Linked DNA regions of Mus musculus: regions 1 and 2 are each linked to region 3. Evidence: chromatin loops called from intact Hi-C (ENCODE). Cell type or tissue: gastrocnemius. All regions are shown on one strand.

What was found. Hi-C counts contacts between places; a loop is a spot of excess contacts. Peaks named below come from ENCODE experiments on the same cell type or tissue, not always from the same donor. Only the 100,000 strongest peaks of a DNase experiment are listed, where the experiment ranks them.
Region 1: a loop joins it to region 3, with 4 times the contacts of the local background. A loop is called at or near these places in 29 of 42 quality-filtered maps.
Region 2: a loop joins it to region 3, with 2.5 times the contacts of the local background. A loop is called at or near these places in 18 of 42 quality-filtered maps.

The regions. Positions count from the first base shown.
Region 1 is chr2:148,569,617-148,574,616 of GRCm38, reverse strand. No RefSeq gene overlaps it. Among named protein-coding and RNA genes, the nearest start is that of Gm46770, 10 kb to the right of the region's middle. In gastrocnemius, a CTCF peak has its summit at 2,253 (motif pointing right); a DNase peak (open chromatin) is centred at 2,258.
Region 2 is chr2:148,652,909-148,657,908 of GRCm38, reverse strand. No RefSeq gene overlaps it. Among named protein-coding and RNA genes, the nearest start is that of Nxt1, 17 kb to the left of the region's middle. In gastrocnemius, a CTCF peak has its summit at 2,729; a DNase peak (open chromatin) is centred at 2,741.
Region 3 is chr2:148,407,403-148,412,402 of GRCm38, reverse strand. It overlaps Thbd (thrombomodulin), which reads left to right and starts at 4,215. Exons shown (of 1, transcript NM_009378.3): 1 at 4,215-5,000. The coding sequence starts at 4,457. In gastrocnemius, CTCF peaks have their summits at 3,022 and 4,092; DNase peaks (open chromatin) are centred at 3,041, 4,254 and 4,765; H3K4me3 peaks cover 1,831 bases; H3K27ac peaks cover 2,088 bases.

The sequences.
Region 1 (5,000 bases), 160 kb before region 3:
ATTGTTCTACTGGCTGCAAGGTAGCAACATCCAGATGCTGAGATAGGAGTGCTGTGAGTTAGAGACAAGCCTAAGGTACACTCTGCAGTCTCAAACAAACCTTAGTAACTGAAGTTGTTGGTCATGCCATAGATGATTAATTATCCTGTGAGCAACTATCAGTACCTTCTTGGTTGCCAGGCAGGAAGGGGAAGGAAGCCTGTAACCCAGGAATCTTGATCTCTAAGCACTGTGGTATAGATGGAAGCCCAGAACATCCAACACATGAATGAGTAGAAAGTGGGTAACAGGGTCACCAGTACCTGAGTGTGCGGACATAGGCATCTCATATGGCCAGGCCAGGGATTAAAGGGTAATGAACTCTATACAGCATTTCATTTCTGTCAGGATGATCTATGCATCCACTCTTCAGTCTTATAGAGAGAAGCAGAATGTGACCTTCTCAACACATCTCGCTGTGTATTAAATTTCAAATACAACATTGGTTTTAGCCACAGAGGAATGTGTTATGAGGCTTATACATCAGCACTTCAGGGCTTTAGACAGCATAGGTTTTCTATAGTTCTAAGTTTGACCTATTAGATTTAAAAGGCCCATTGGAGGGCCCTATTGATTTTTCATTTCTGAGGTTACAAATGACCACAAACACAGTGGCTTAACACATTAGCGTCTAACTGATGTGACCTGACTCACAGGCAGCATTCAGAAACCCAACGCTGCTCATACCGTGCTAAGTCCAAACCCAACGCTGCTCATACCGTGCTAAGTCCAGGGACTTCTCTGCAGGACTTCTCTGCTCTGCAAGTTCTAGGAGCAACTGAGCAATCTGCCTCGAGTTCCAAGTCTGGGCACCCTCATCTCTTCAAAGGCAGAGCCATTGCCCCTACCCTTTTGTCCCCTCTGTCACTGTTAAGGCCTCTTGTGATCATGTTGGTCTGATCTAGATAAGAAGGACACAACCGTGTCCCAGCATAACATGGTTATAATTGTTTTCTTTGCCATTAGCTATTGTTGTCAATCTCTTTCTCTGCCTAAATTATAAATTAAACTTCATCACAGATGTGTCTGTATAGCAAAACATATCAGATCTAGCATTTGGCACAACCCCTAGTCTTTGGCATCAGCTGAGGGCTGTGGACTGTGTCCTCTGTGGATAAGGAAGGACTAGTGGGTAGCATGCTTCAAAGGAATCATTGGAAGTAATAAACTAATATAGACTGTTTTAATCAGTTTACATGAAACTGCCCAAGTGCTGAGCAAAGAGGAAACGAAAGTCTACTTAGATTTGCATGTATTTTCCAAAATGTACAAACAATAATTTGTAAGTCAAATTTAATATTTATGAGGAAATTGAGGCTTCAATTTTTTTACATATTTAATAAATGAGATGTTAGCATGAAATATCTTTGCTCCTTGGACACAGGAGTTACTGATAGAGCTCCTCCCCAAAGCCTCTTTCAGGATCTACTCCATACTTCCTTTGTAGGGCTGCTGGTGGCTCAAAGCCTTCCAGAGATTGATCTGAGTCTATAAGACCTGTAGGCCCAGGGACCCCTTAGAAGTGGGACAGCCCACTATAAGGTCACAACACGTAGAACAGGCTTTCCATCCTCATAGAGTCAGATGCAGCTGACTCTGGGGAGCGTATTGTTGACCGTGTCTTTTGTAGTTCCTGTTTGTAAAGCTCCTCTTGGGTTTGACTTCCTGGCAGAGAAGCAGGAAAGTCCATGGAGGTCAGTTTCACAGAAGCTCAGGTGAAAGAGTTAATTTCCCTAGGTGACCCACTTTCTGTCTCAAAATGGAGCCTCCTGGGTGGACGTGTCACTTTGTTAATGCATTCTAGTCACATTTGTTACCTGTGACATTTCCACTAATAGTTATATGGAAGCAGCTTTCACTGTTTCTCAGGATTCATATTTTCATATACCAAACAAAAACAGTTATGGGTGGTTTTCCCTTAATGACTTAGAGTTTCATTTATTCATTTGGTGATGGTTAACCCAGTGCCTTGTGCATATGCTATACCACCAAACTACACTACCTGCCATATTGATTTAGAAATACAAGTTGGTACTTTAATTATCTGTTTCTTGACTTTCAAAGTATTAGCAGATTTTATAAAATGTTGTGGAACTTACAGGAGAAGGTTAGGGTGTTAGGTAATCTCTCTTAGATTTATTTATGTATTTATTATCTCTATAGCTGTGTCCATAATTATGTGTGTCCAGCACATTTTAGCAATGCTCTCGGCAGCCAGCAGAGGGTGTCAGATCCTCTGGAACAGTGGTCTTCACCTTCCTAATGCTATAGCCTTTAATACATTTCCTTATGTTGTGGTGAATCCCCAGCCATAAAACTATTTTGCTGCTACTTCATAACTGTAATTTTGCTATTGTTATGGCTTGTGATATAAATATATGATATGCAGGATATCTGATATATGACTCTTGTAAAAAGGTCCTTTGACACCCCCCCCCCCCCACACACACACACATACACAAAGCGGTCATGACCCACAGTTTGCTTTAAAATTAGATTTACAGATGGTTGGGAGCTGACATGTGGTTGCTGGAAATCAAAGTTGGGTTCTCTGAAAGAGCAATCAGTTCTTTTAACCACTGAGCTATTTCTCTAGCCCAGTTTCTTAGGTTCTTATATGTGGCATGACGTCAATTGGAAAATATTTTTGCTTAGGTTGTTTGTATCTGTATTCATAGGCAGTGATTTGTTATTGTTTCTTCTCTCATTAACCATGTACAGTTGTTTTATAAAAACTTTTTGGGGTTTTTCTGTTATCTGAAGTATGCTGGCCAGTCTAGTGGCCAACTGCCATATGTGGGTGGCTATTAAGCTTGTCAAGTGCTATTAGTGAGTACTAAGGCATTGGAACACACTGGATTTTGAAGACTTTGTACAAAACATAAGAATATTAAAATATCTCAGCAATTTGTATCTAAGAATGGTAATATTTGGAGTATATAAAACCAGATAAGATTTATTATAATGTTAGAATCTAAATATATGCATGTATTGTCAACAGGAAGCAACTCTACTCTTCATAGTATGTCTTAATATTACTGCACTGGAAGTAGAAAAGGACCAGAGGGGAGAAGGAGTAAAGGCTAATGTGGAGAGGGCTGTTTCTTCGGGGAACTGGCCCACGCCTGCATACATGTTTGTATTTCAGGCCTGGTTATTAGGAAGATGAACATGGTGAGAGTTGTCTCCATACAAGTGGAAAGCCCCTCCAGGGCCTTCTCCTCAGGCTTCCAACCAGTGCTTGGAGGAGACCCAGACCACCAACTGTAAGAAAACAGGAGGAATCAGTACAGTGCCCAGCACAGGGCAGCTTACTCTCCAGGACAGGCTCGACATGGCACGCACACCAACTGGGTCTGTAGGACTCTTGCAGTGTGAAAGGAGAGCATGTGACTTCATGACCTTGCTAAGCCAATTAGTCATCTTACTCTGAGGAGAAGGATAAGCACGAGGGTGGAGAAAGCAAACAGAAGATTGTTCCAGCTGCTCCTAGAACAAACAGATCATTTTATTCGATATTTATGGGGAGCGATTAATTTCATCCCAGACAATCAAATAGCAAAGGATTTTCTATTTATCCTGACAGCAGGAATTCCAGGCTGATACCATCCTTTCATTACAAATGTCATCACTTTAGTTATCATGGAATTCCTAGGCAGATAAATAAATAAACAAAAAAAGAATGAAATGAGAATCTGGTTCCTGGGGTGGTCACAACTTTGATGTGTTTTGCACTTTTCTCTATGTGTAATGTCCAAGGTGATGGTCATTATCTACTATAAGCTTGGTCCTCTTTATAGCAATAACACTCATTATTTTCCCACTTCCAAGTCACTAGGACAAGAAGTTGGTATTTGGCTCTCACAGGTCATATGGTGGAAGCCTCGAGTTCCGGGGCTTGAGATCAGGGCTTATCTCAAAGTGTAGGCGTACAATTTACCAATCTATTGCGCTGATCTTTGATAATTGTGTGGTGGAGATCGTTTGCAGACCCTCAAAGAAACATAGAAGACTCCTTGTCCAAAATCCCAGTACAAGAGAATGAAAAAACACCAAAACCCTCCCAAGCATTAACTAAATCAAGACACCACAGCCCATTGAGGCACTTGCATATTATCTCAAAGAGAAAACTCACCTACAATGTGCATATCTTGGCATTAAGTTTGAGTCAGTGCATAACTTAACACGCAAATGGGTTCCAGGTTTGGATGGACGCCATGATTGTGGTTGGGAACAGAGAGCTGTGATGTCTGGGCAGGGGAGTACAGAAAGTGTCCTGATTCCCCTGGAAAGTGAAAGTTCCTACCTAAGCACAGCCTCTATGAGGCTACACCTACATGTGTACTGGCACTGAGGAAGGTGTGGAGCAGGGAGAGGGAAGAGGATTACCAAGAGAAAAAGCATGGGATGTGGGCTCCGGAAAGAACTTTGCAAAGAAGAGGGCTCTAAGAATATGAGAAGCAGCTCACTATGGGAAATGTGGAGGGACATCTCTCAAAATTGAGTCTGAAGCCTGGCTCAGGAAGAACTTTGGTGGCTCTATTGGGCAGGAGAGAGAATGCTTTGATAGTGGAAAGAGCAGGCTTTGGTTTGGATCAGAAGTCAGATCATAGGCATCCTTAGAGGCCAAGAAGAGTTTAGATCTTAATGTAAAGCCAACAGGAAAGACACATGCAGCAGTGTTGAGTGGATGGGGGCTTTGAGTAGAGGAATAACATACTAGAATGTGTGTAAAAGATCGTTGTGGATAATGGAGATCAGGGATAAACTGTAAGAAGGAAAATGAGACAGACAGACAGAAAGAATACTCTGGGTGGTTGTGGAAGTAGTCCTAGGGTTTGAGGAGGTCTGGGGCATGAAAAAAGCAGTATAGCCAAATTCCTTGCTCAGAGTTAGCTTTGCCTTATGCCTGGTTTAGAATGTGACTTCAAAGCCCCTGCTCATTCTAAGTTCTAAGGCTT
Region 2 (5,000 bases), 250 kb before region 3:
TATGTTGTATGACTTTTATCTCAAGTATTAAACAGAGGGAAAGAAAGAAATCCCTTCTTTCAAGACTTAAATGCCACATGTTCTCTGGTATCTCCACTGGTTTCTCAGCTACAGGTATCCTTAGAGACTTTCTTTTCCTACCCTGGGCCATCTGTTTGTACCTCTGACTTGGTGAGCACTGGGTCAGAGTCTGAGCCATGTTACTCTCTCCCTGTGAGCTCATACTGCGTCAGCCTTACCAGATCCACTCATGCTTCACAGTTCCTACTAGATCTACAGCAAGAGCCTCATTAGCTTTGGGGATGATTAGAGAAATCCAGGCAGATCAAGCAGAAAGATACAGGGAGATGGGGGTGTTTAGAACCAGGTAGATCTGCAAGGTCAAGAGTGAATTGTCTAATCCATGCATGCTCAGTTTCTGAATCTGCACTGCTGATGCAGACATGGGGATGGATGACTTGATGCCCTGGTGGGTACAGCTCTACTAGGTTGCCGTCCAACAAACTCTGTCTCTGCCTTCCTTTCTTCCCCTAATTGGTATACTGGCTCTTCTAAGCTGAGTCTAAACAGCTTTCCAAGGGGTTTTCCTGGGGTCAGAGAACTCACCCCTATGACTTCCTGTCTATAGCTCCCTTATGATAGATTAGTATACCAGTTGTCATCTGTATACTAAGCTATTATACCAGCTATCAACTATATACTAGACTAGCATATTAACTGCTCACAGTATACTAGACTAGCATGCCAACTGTTCACTTTATACTAAACTAGCATACCAACCTCCAATTATATACTAGACTAGTATGCCAGTTGATAAAGTATCTGCTTGTGCAAAGGTATGGACCCAAGTTTGGATACCCAGAACCCACATAAAAGCTAGATGCTGCAGCATACAGCTATAGAGTTAAATATATAACTCTAGCTTTGTAGACTGAGGTATGAAGATCACTACCTAACTAGTCTACTTGAATCGATGAGCTCCAGATTTATCAAGACCTTATCTCAAAGATAAGGTTGGGCCATGGCCAAGTCTTCTAGTTAGGGTATTCTTATGGCCCCCAATACCTAAGGGACTTCCTGCTGCCTCAAATAATCTACCCTCCACAGTTAGAAGTAAACAGAAGAAACCTAGAATGTTCTATAACCTGCTTTCTCATGGACAGAAGCTAAGGCTCCTTTGCGAAAGTGGTATCTCCTAGGCAGCTCACTCTTAGTGACTGGACATCCAGCCAACAAGATGTGGGTGCCTAGGAGCCACCAAGTCTGGTTCTTTCATCATTCATGTAAATGTTACAGCTTTGCTCCAGCTGGGGGAGATTTTCCCAGTGAAAGTGTTACAGCTCTTCTCTGAGAGGGATCCCAGCAATAAATCGTGAGCCAAAGAATACCACAAAGTCACTGCATAACAACCTCACACAAGGGATTTATTGGGGGAGAAAAGGCCAGAAGGGTGGCAGACTTTATATAGGGTTTCTTGCGGGAGGGGCACAGCTTTTCAGAGTGGCCTAGGATTGGTAGAATTTTTGTGATCTGATCTTGGAGCAAGCATAGGGATTGGTAAAGTTTCTGGTTTAGGGACTTATAGGATTTTGTGCTCAGGGATTGATGTGATTCTTTGGCTTGATTTTGAGGCAAGCACAATTGGTGGGATTGTTTCTTGGCTCTGGTCTTGGGCTATGGGTCAAGTTAGAGTCAGGGAGTTTTCCCCTTTGGTCATGGTCTTTTACCCTACAATTCATCTTCCCTGACTGGTGAGTACTACTCTCCTGGACTCCATGCCTAGTACAAAGCTCCAAGTTGTTCTATTAGTCTTGTATACATTTGGCTGTTGGCAGAGGGCATGGGTATGGTGACTCATTAGTTAAAGGCATCTGCTGTCTAGCCTGATGACCAGGGTTCAATCCCTGGAATCTATATGGTGGAAAGAGAGAACTGACTCTCACATGTTGTTCTCATGCGCTGACGACCCTGTCCTGCCTCAGTCTCTGGACCCCACTAGGTGTACTTCTTACACTTCTGTGGTCATGTCATGTTTTCTGCTGGTGGCTGTGTGTATGTGTAGGATTGGGTGTGGGTTAAGGTTAGGGTTTCTTTGGGGACTGAGTCAGGAGGATGCCTAGCCAACTTGGCTAAATTGATGATGTGCTCCAGATTCAGTGAGAGCCTACACCTCAAAAAACAAGATGAAAAGGCTTGATGAGTCTGCACAGCTGGAGTTACAGGTGCACATCAGAGCATATCTGCATATACACATACAAACACAAGAAATAAAAATAATATAAAGGACCATTAAAGAAAACATCTAATATTGATATATGCCTTTCGCACACTTGCACACCATATGTGCATTCACACCCACATCTGTACATACATACATACATGAACACATATATCATACATGAGCATATACATAAACAAGCTTCAGAATTCATAAAAAGGCATACTGACATTTGTAGGCTAGCCTTCAGCATCAGTTTCTAAAGCAGGAGCAATTTGCATTTCTAACCACCTCCTAGAATTGCTACTCCTGCCATCAAGGATAATACAGTAGGACCACTGTGCTGACTACAGTATAAACACTCACAGTACAGAAATCATACATTATCATCCAATAAAACAATTTTACACTACTTGACTGTTGATTCAGGCTCAAAGGTTGAGCCTCCATTTCCCCTGTTTGGAAGCTGCCTGCAGCTGGCCTACTCTTGGATGCTGAGTTGACATTTAAAGTATCTGCCACACGAGGGTGCTCTCGCCTATTCTAAGCACAATGCTAGGCTAAGATGCTGCACTGAGTTCCTGTTATCTCTTAGAAGGCATCTATTTCTCTCTTAGCTCAAACATTTGACAAACGGAAATTTCTAAGGATACCTCTCTTGTCTGAATGGATGGTGGTACACAGGGCTTTGTTCTTGTGGCTTTATTTTTTAGAATGTAGAAACTCTGGGTTTGTTTATCTGCTGTTTAAAGGCTCCAATCTTGGGTTGTTTCTGTCTCTGAAGTTCTTGCTAACAATGCTTCTTGGTTAGGATTTTAGGTACCTGGCCAGCACTTAAATAAAATAAAAATAATATAAAAGACCATTAAAGAAAACATCTAATATTTATGTATGCCTTGCACACTATATGTGCATTCACACCCACATCTGTACATACAGACATGAACACATATACCATAAAGGAGCATATACATAAACAACTTTGTACTAGACATGGGTCCAGGTGGGTAGTACATAAAAGGCAGAGGGGATGGTAAGGAACCTGCCCTGGAGGACCCCAGGCAGCCATTTCTTGTTAACCATATGCCACTGATTGTGAGCTGCCCAAAGGAGGTACCACTTCCACAGAGGACCCAGGTACTATCCATGAAAAACAAACAAACAAACAAACAAACAAACAAAACCAAAACAGGTTATCATAGAACATTCTAGGTTTTCTCTTCCTACTTCCAGCTATGGAGGGTACTAAGGGGAGCAGAAAGTCCCATCTCTATTGGGAGCCATAAGGATACCCTAAGAAGGTGCGCTAGCTATGCTCCAAGCTAATAAAACTAGCTAAAAATTTCTTGGCAATTTCCCCAATAAGAGTCACTAATGAATGGCTGGAGTTGATAAATCAAATGATTGAAATATACACTCACTTAGAATTTAGAGGTTGCTAATAAAAAAAAAAACCAAAAAACAACAACAACAACAACAAAAACCAGAAAAGCTTGTGGCGATTGCATGCACGTGCTAGTTACACCGGTGTAGCATTGCCCCAATTACCTGACAGAAAACTTACAGGGAAGAGGGATTTGTTTCAGCTCACTGTTTTAGAGATTATTGGATAGAATTTCATAATGGTTGGGATGTGACACACAAGGTTCTCTTCATTGCAGGCAGAAAGTAGAGATGAGCAGGAATACACTAGAACAAGATACTCCCAGCAACACACCCTTCATGGCCTGCTTCCCTTAGCAACAACTTACACTTTAAGATTTCCAGGACCTCCCCAAATTATACAACCATGTGGGAGCCAAGTCCTTAACACACGGGCTTTGGGGGGAATATTTCCTCTATTAGTTAATTCTTGTTGCTGTGACAAAGTGTTTGAGAAAACTAGCCTAAAGAAGGAAAGGTATATTGTGCCTTGAACATCTTGCAACTCCAGTGGAGGGAACATGAGACAGCTGGTTATGAGTCCACAGTCAGGAATCAAAGGGAGTTGAATGCTGGTGCTTAGAACACTTTCTCCCCCTTTTCCTTTCATTCTTCTGAGCATCCTGCCATGGGAAGGTGCTGTCCATTCTTGCGCGCGCAGGACTGGCCAGTAGTAACGACGCTGCAACAGGATCCTTCTGCACACGTTTATTGGGAGAGCTTTATTGCAGAGGCGAAGAGACCCCAAGCCCAGAATTGGTGCTGCTTATATAGGCCTAGGAGAGGCGTGTCTCACACCCAGATTGGTTATGTACTAAGCCTCATTTGCATGTTCCTCATCTGATTGGCTACTCTCTCTCTCTCTGTACCTCACAGAGCCTCATTATCATACCTCATTTGCATGTCTCACATCTGATTGGTTATACTCCCAAAGCCTCATTATCATGCCCGGGCCAGGCAGTGTCTTTGAAAAAACTTTACTGCATATGTACACATTGGTTGTTTGTCCAAACTTATGCGTGGTGGCCAGCAGTAGTCAGTGCCACTCTGCAACGGCACATGTGGCTTCCCACAGTCCATGTGTAGGAAAGACCTTCACATTCACAATTCAACCTCTCTGGAAATATCCCTCAGGCACACCCAGAGGAGTAGCCTCTAATTCATTCTGATCCAGTCAAGATGACCATGAGGATTAACAAGCTTTACCTATCCAAACTACAGCATTGGGGGATTTGGATTAGAAGGGAAAAAAAGACCAGGGACAACAAGCTTTTTTCCAGAACCTTCCTTTGCTCCTTGATAGTTACACTATAGCTACAACACTGGCTTTAACACTTCATAGAATTAAAGGTAGCCTCTT
Region 3 (5,000 bases):
CCATGTAAAGGAGCAAAATTAAAGAGGGGAATTGTTCCCTCACTGGCAAAAGAGCTTTTTGCACATAAAGCTGGCACATTGTAGGACTATTGGACATCCCCTGTGGTAAGACCTTCCATTGATACCTCTTATCAGGTTTAGCAGAATAAGCTCTCTGACCCGTTAACAAGTCAAAAGTCCAATCTCTCTGCTCTGGAGTTAAAGCAGCAGCGTTTGCTCGGGCCTGCGCCTGTGCAGCCTCTCGCCACAGAGATCTCCATTCCAAATATTTGCCCATATTAGGGAGAGCGGCTTTTGCAATCATTTGCCAGTCGGCAGGAGTTAGTGCCATGCTGGCAAGCCTGTCTAACTGCACCAAGGTAAAATTAGCATTGATTCCATATTTAATCTGCACATATTCTACCGGAGCGTGGACACGCCCACCCTCGGCTCCTTTAAAGACTGGAAATGCCTGTTGTATTTTCCTTTGTTCCTCTCGGGGAATGAATGAGTCTGCGCACTGCCTTTCTGCGCACTGCTGACGCACTACGGGCTGACGCACTACGCAGGGCGGGGACTCCGCATAGGGCGGGAGTGCACCTGGTAGCCGATTGCCCTGAGGCCAATTAGCAAACTGGCCTTCGCCAGCCGCTTTTGGCTTTTTTCTTGACCAATTAGCTGGCTGGTAATGGGCTGCTTCTTCCTCCCAGTCTGTTTCCTCAGAGGAGGATTCTTCACTTGCTTCAGAGTTACTAAGAGCTGGCTTCCTGAGCTCATCTAGTGACGAGTATCTCCTAGAGACCTCCGCTAATCGATCTTTTTTCTTCTCCCTTTTTCCTCTTTTTCTTCTAATCTCTCTCCAGGTATTCCTACCTAACCTTAACTTTTCCTCGGGTTCAAGACCCTTGGAAAGGCCTGTATACTTACCGTTTCTCCTTGCTCCTACTCTCTCTCCCCGCTTTACTTCTGATAGACTGCCCTGAATTTCCTCTAGAATTTTCAGCCCTATCTTAAGCACTATATAACATGTGAAAAGGAACAAAAGGGCTCCTAACACTAGAAAAAATTCAAGGCCAAACATTTTCCACTTTACTTCTGATAGACTGTCCTGAATTTCCTTAGAAAGTTCAAGATCAGACTTACCTCGTTCCCCAGCTGAAAAGTTCTGAATTCATACAGTTGAATCCTTCTTAACAGTCTGCTTTACGGGAACCTTTATCACCGTCGTTCCCCAGCTGATGAGTTCTGAATTCGGCAGTTGAATCCTTCTCAACAGTCTGTGTTACGGGAACCTTTATCACCGTCGTTCCCCAGCTGATGAGTTCTGAATTCGGCAGTTGAATCCTTCTCAACAGTCTGTGTTACGGGAACCTTTATAAACGTGATCCGCAGTTCTGGTTCTGAAATGAAGTATCCCTCCTGCGCCAGTCCGGAGTTTTTTCTCGTCCCGGATTTTCTCGTCCCGGAATTCGGCACCAATTGTTATTCGACGCGTTCTCACGACCGGCCAGGAAGAACACCACAGACCAGAATCTTCTGCGGCAAAGCTTTATTCTTACATCTTCAGGAAAAGAGAGCAAGAAGCAAGAGAGAGAGAAAACGAAAACCCCGTCCCTCTTAAGGAGCATTCTCCTTCGCCTCGGACGTGTCACTCCCTGATTGGCTGCAGCCCATCGGCCGAGTTGACGTCACGGGGAAGGCAGAGCACAAGTAGTCATAAGATACCCTTGGCACATGCGCAGATTATTTGTTTACCACTTAGAACACAGGATGTCAGCGCCATCTTGTAACGGCGAATGTGGGGGCGGCTCCCAACAATAGTCATTTGGGAAGAGAGAAGCTCAGTTGTAAAAATGCCCCCAGTTGATTGGCCTGTAGGCAAGCCTGTGGTGCACTTTCTTGACTGATGATTGATGTGGACGGGCCCATCTCCTTGTGGGAAGTGCCACTCTTGGGCTGGTTGGTCCTGGGTGATATAAGAAGACAAGCTGAGCAAACCATTGAGAAGCAAGGCAGTAAGCAACATTTCACTCTGGCCTCTGTGTCCGTTCCTGCCCTTAGGTTCACGCCCTGACTCCTCTGGACAATGAACCTTAAGCAGGAAGATGAAACAAACTGCTCTCTCCTCAAGTTGCGTTTGGTCATGGTGTTTTCTCACAGCCACAGAAACCCTAATTAAGGCAGTTGTCGTATTGAAAAGTCCCCACTCAGGAGGGTAACCACCATTTAATTCCATGCTCTCACAGCACTGAATAATCCCACCAGTTCACACTCTGCAGACAGTGCCTCTGGTCCATGCCCTGTTGTCTTCTACCTAGGGGATGCCCCTACTCTGGAACAGTGCCCCTGGAGGTCCCATCCCACATAAGAAAGCTGCCCCCTTCTCTAGAGGCTATCCCCTTGTCCAACCCCTAGTCATTCTTCTCTCTTTCCTAGGACCCAGGCATTGCTATATTTATTCCCATTCCCTCTGGAGTTTTCTTTCCTGGAGAGCTGAGGCAGCTTTGACCCAATAAAGACAACGTCAGTCAAGGGGGTGGTGGACTCTACAGGTCCCAGCTCTGGCTTGACAGAGACAGAGTCCCACATGGGCAAGCAGATGGAGGATGTTCCACCTGCTTCTTTTTACAATTTCAGTGCTTTCATTTCACCCTCTTTTTTTTTTTTTTTTTTTTTTTTTTTTTTTTTTTTTTTTGGTTTTTTTGAGACAGGGTTTCTCTGTATAGCCCTGGCTGTCCTGGAGCTCACTTTGTAGACCAGGCTGGCCTCGAACTCAGAAATCTGCCTGCCTCATTTCACCCTCTTGGCCACGCGTCCCTCTGTGAATGTTTTTCTCCACGTGAGGACACCGCAGCCTTCTGTTCTCATCTAAAGTCCGAGCTGTACTGAACCAGAGAAGCTATTCATTTGTAAGCCATGGGAACTTCGCGAGGCTTCCCACAGACGAATTTCCTAACCTTCAGCTTTGCTCCAGGCAGTCTGAGCTGCTCCGTAGCAGTTGTAGTAAGTAATGCTCTACTGTCCTTGGATTGGTCTAGAGTTCAACAGCACCGCCTCCTGGCAGTGGGGTGGAAGTGACTGCCACGGAGTGCAGGGTCCTCTTGGTGTGTGTGTGTGTGTGTGTGTGTGTGTGTGTGTGTGTGTGTGATGACGCGCACGCTTGGGGAATAGGCAGATGAGAGAGGTGGGGAGGAGGTGGCTAAGCTTTGATTTGAACACAGCCCTCCACATTCTTGGTGAGTGCTTAGCATCTAAAAGTCTTAAGTGACAGATTCCCTTCCTCCCCTCCCAGCTGCCCACAAGACACTCCTCTTCAATGCCCTTTGTGAGCAAACGGATTGTGTAGGCACCTCTATCTTTTGAGACTCTCAAATGACGATGGAAATGATCACGTCAAAAGGAACCAAGTAGGCTCTATTGTAGCTCATACAGTCTCCTTGCAAAGCCCCCTCCCCCCCTCCCCACCCCGGGGCCAGTTTCATTGAGGGGTCTGAGATAGGCTTGGAGGAAAACAAAACAAACCAGAACAAAGGAACGCAACACACCTTCCCCAGAGGATTCTGCAGGAATTGAACTGGGAAAGGGGGCCATGATCTCTGAGCCCAGACAAAACTTGCACGATGTTCTCAAGCAACTAGATAGGGTCTGGCCTTGGAGATGCCTGCTCAGAACAGGAGAGGAATGGAGACTGGAGAAGGGTTTGGGGTTATTAGACCACTCTCTCCTCTTGCTGCCCTAGTATTGTTTCCCCTGGCCTCCTCCAAGGTCATTTGGGACCTAAACCTCCGATTGTCAATGCAGCCAGGCTTCCTGAGTTCCTGCCTTGCATTTAGCTCACCTTTTTCAGAGTCTTGCAAGTCTCAGACACACCTCTACTGGACTTTTCTTTTCCCTGCCCCACCAACCGGACCATCTTCCAAACTTTGGTAGCATCTATGTGGAAGTGTGAGTGTGAGTGTGTGTGTGTTCGCGTCTGAGTGTGTGTACGTGTGTAGAGGTTTAAACACAGGCTACCCGCGGGCTATACCGGAGAGTCTGGGGCAGGAACTGTCGTCTTGCTGACACAGTTCTGTTCTGTGGTGGCGCCTGCAGGCCACGCCCGAGGGCCTCCCAACGCCCAGACAGACTTTTTAACTCATCGCGCAGAGGTGATCCCAGGCTGGAGGGCGGGCGCAAGGCGTCCGGAGAACCCAGTAATCCGAGAACGCAGCATCAGCCCTTCCCACCAGGCACTTCCTTCCTTTTCCCGAACGTGCAAAGAGGGAGGGCCGCGCATTTATAAACTGGAGCTTCAGCGGAGTGGCATGTTAGAGGCTGCCTCGCAGGGACTAGGAGCCTGGGCTAGAAACGTCTAGGTTGTGATAGAGGCTAGCTGCTGTCGCCGCAGGCATACGGAAACCCCTCTGCCTGGACTGGGTGTCTGCACCAGCGCAGGGCTAGCTTTTCTCGGAACTTGCACGGTGCACCCCTGGACAGCATGCTTGGGATTTTCTTTCTGGGTGTGCTGGCTCCAGCTAGCCTGGGGCTCTCCGCACTAGCCAAGCTGCAGCCCACAGGCAGTCAATGCGTGGAGCATGAGTGCTTCGCGCTTTTCCAGGGCCCCGCGACCTTCCTCGATGCCAGCCAGGCCTGCCAGCGCCTGCAAGGACATTTGATGACAGTGCGCTCCTCAGTGGCTGCCGATGTCATCTCCCTTCTGCTGAGCCAGAGCAGTATGGATTTAGGGCCCTGGATCGGTTTACAGCTCCCGCAGGGCTGTGACGACCCGGTGCATCTCGGGCCCCTGCGCGGCTTCCAGTGGGTTACTGGCGATAACCACACCAGTTACAGCAGGTGGGCGCGGCCCAACGACCAGACGGCTCCACTCTGCGGCCCTCTGTGCGTCACGGTCTCGACAGCAACTGAAGCTGCACCCGGCGAGCCGGCCTGGGAAGAGAAGCCATGCGAGACTGAGACCCAGGGTTTCCTCTGTGAGTTTTACTTCACAGCTTCCTGCAGGCCTCTGACGGTGAATACTCGCG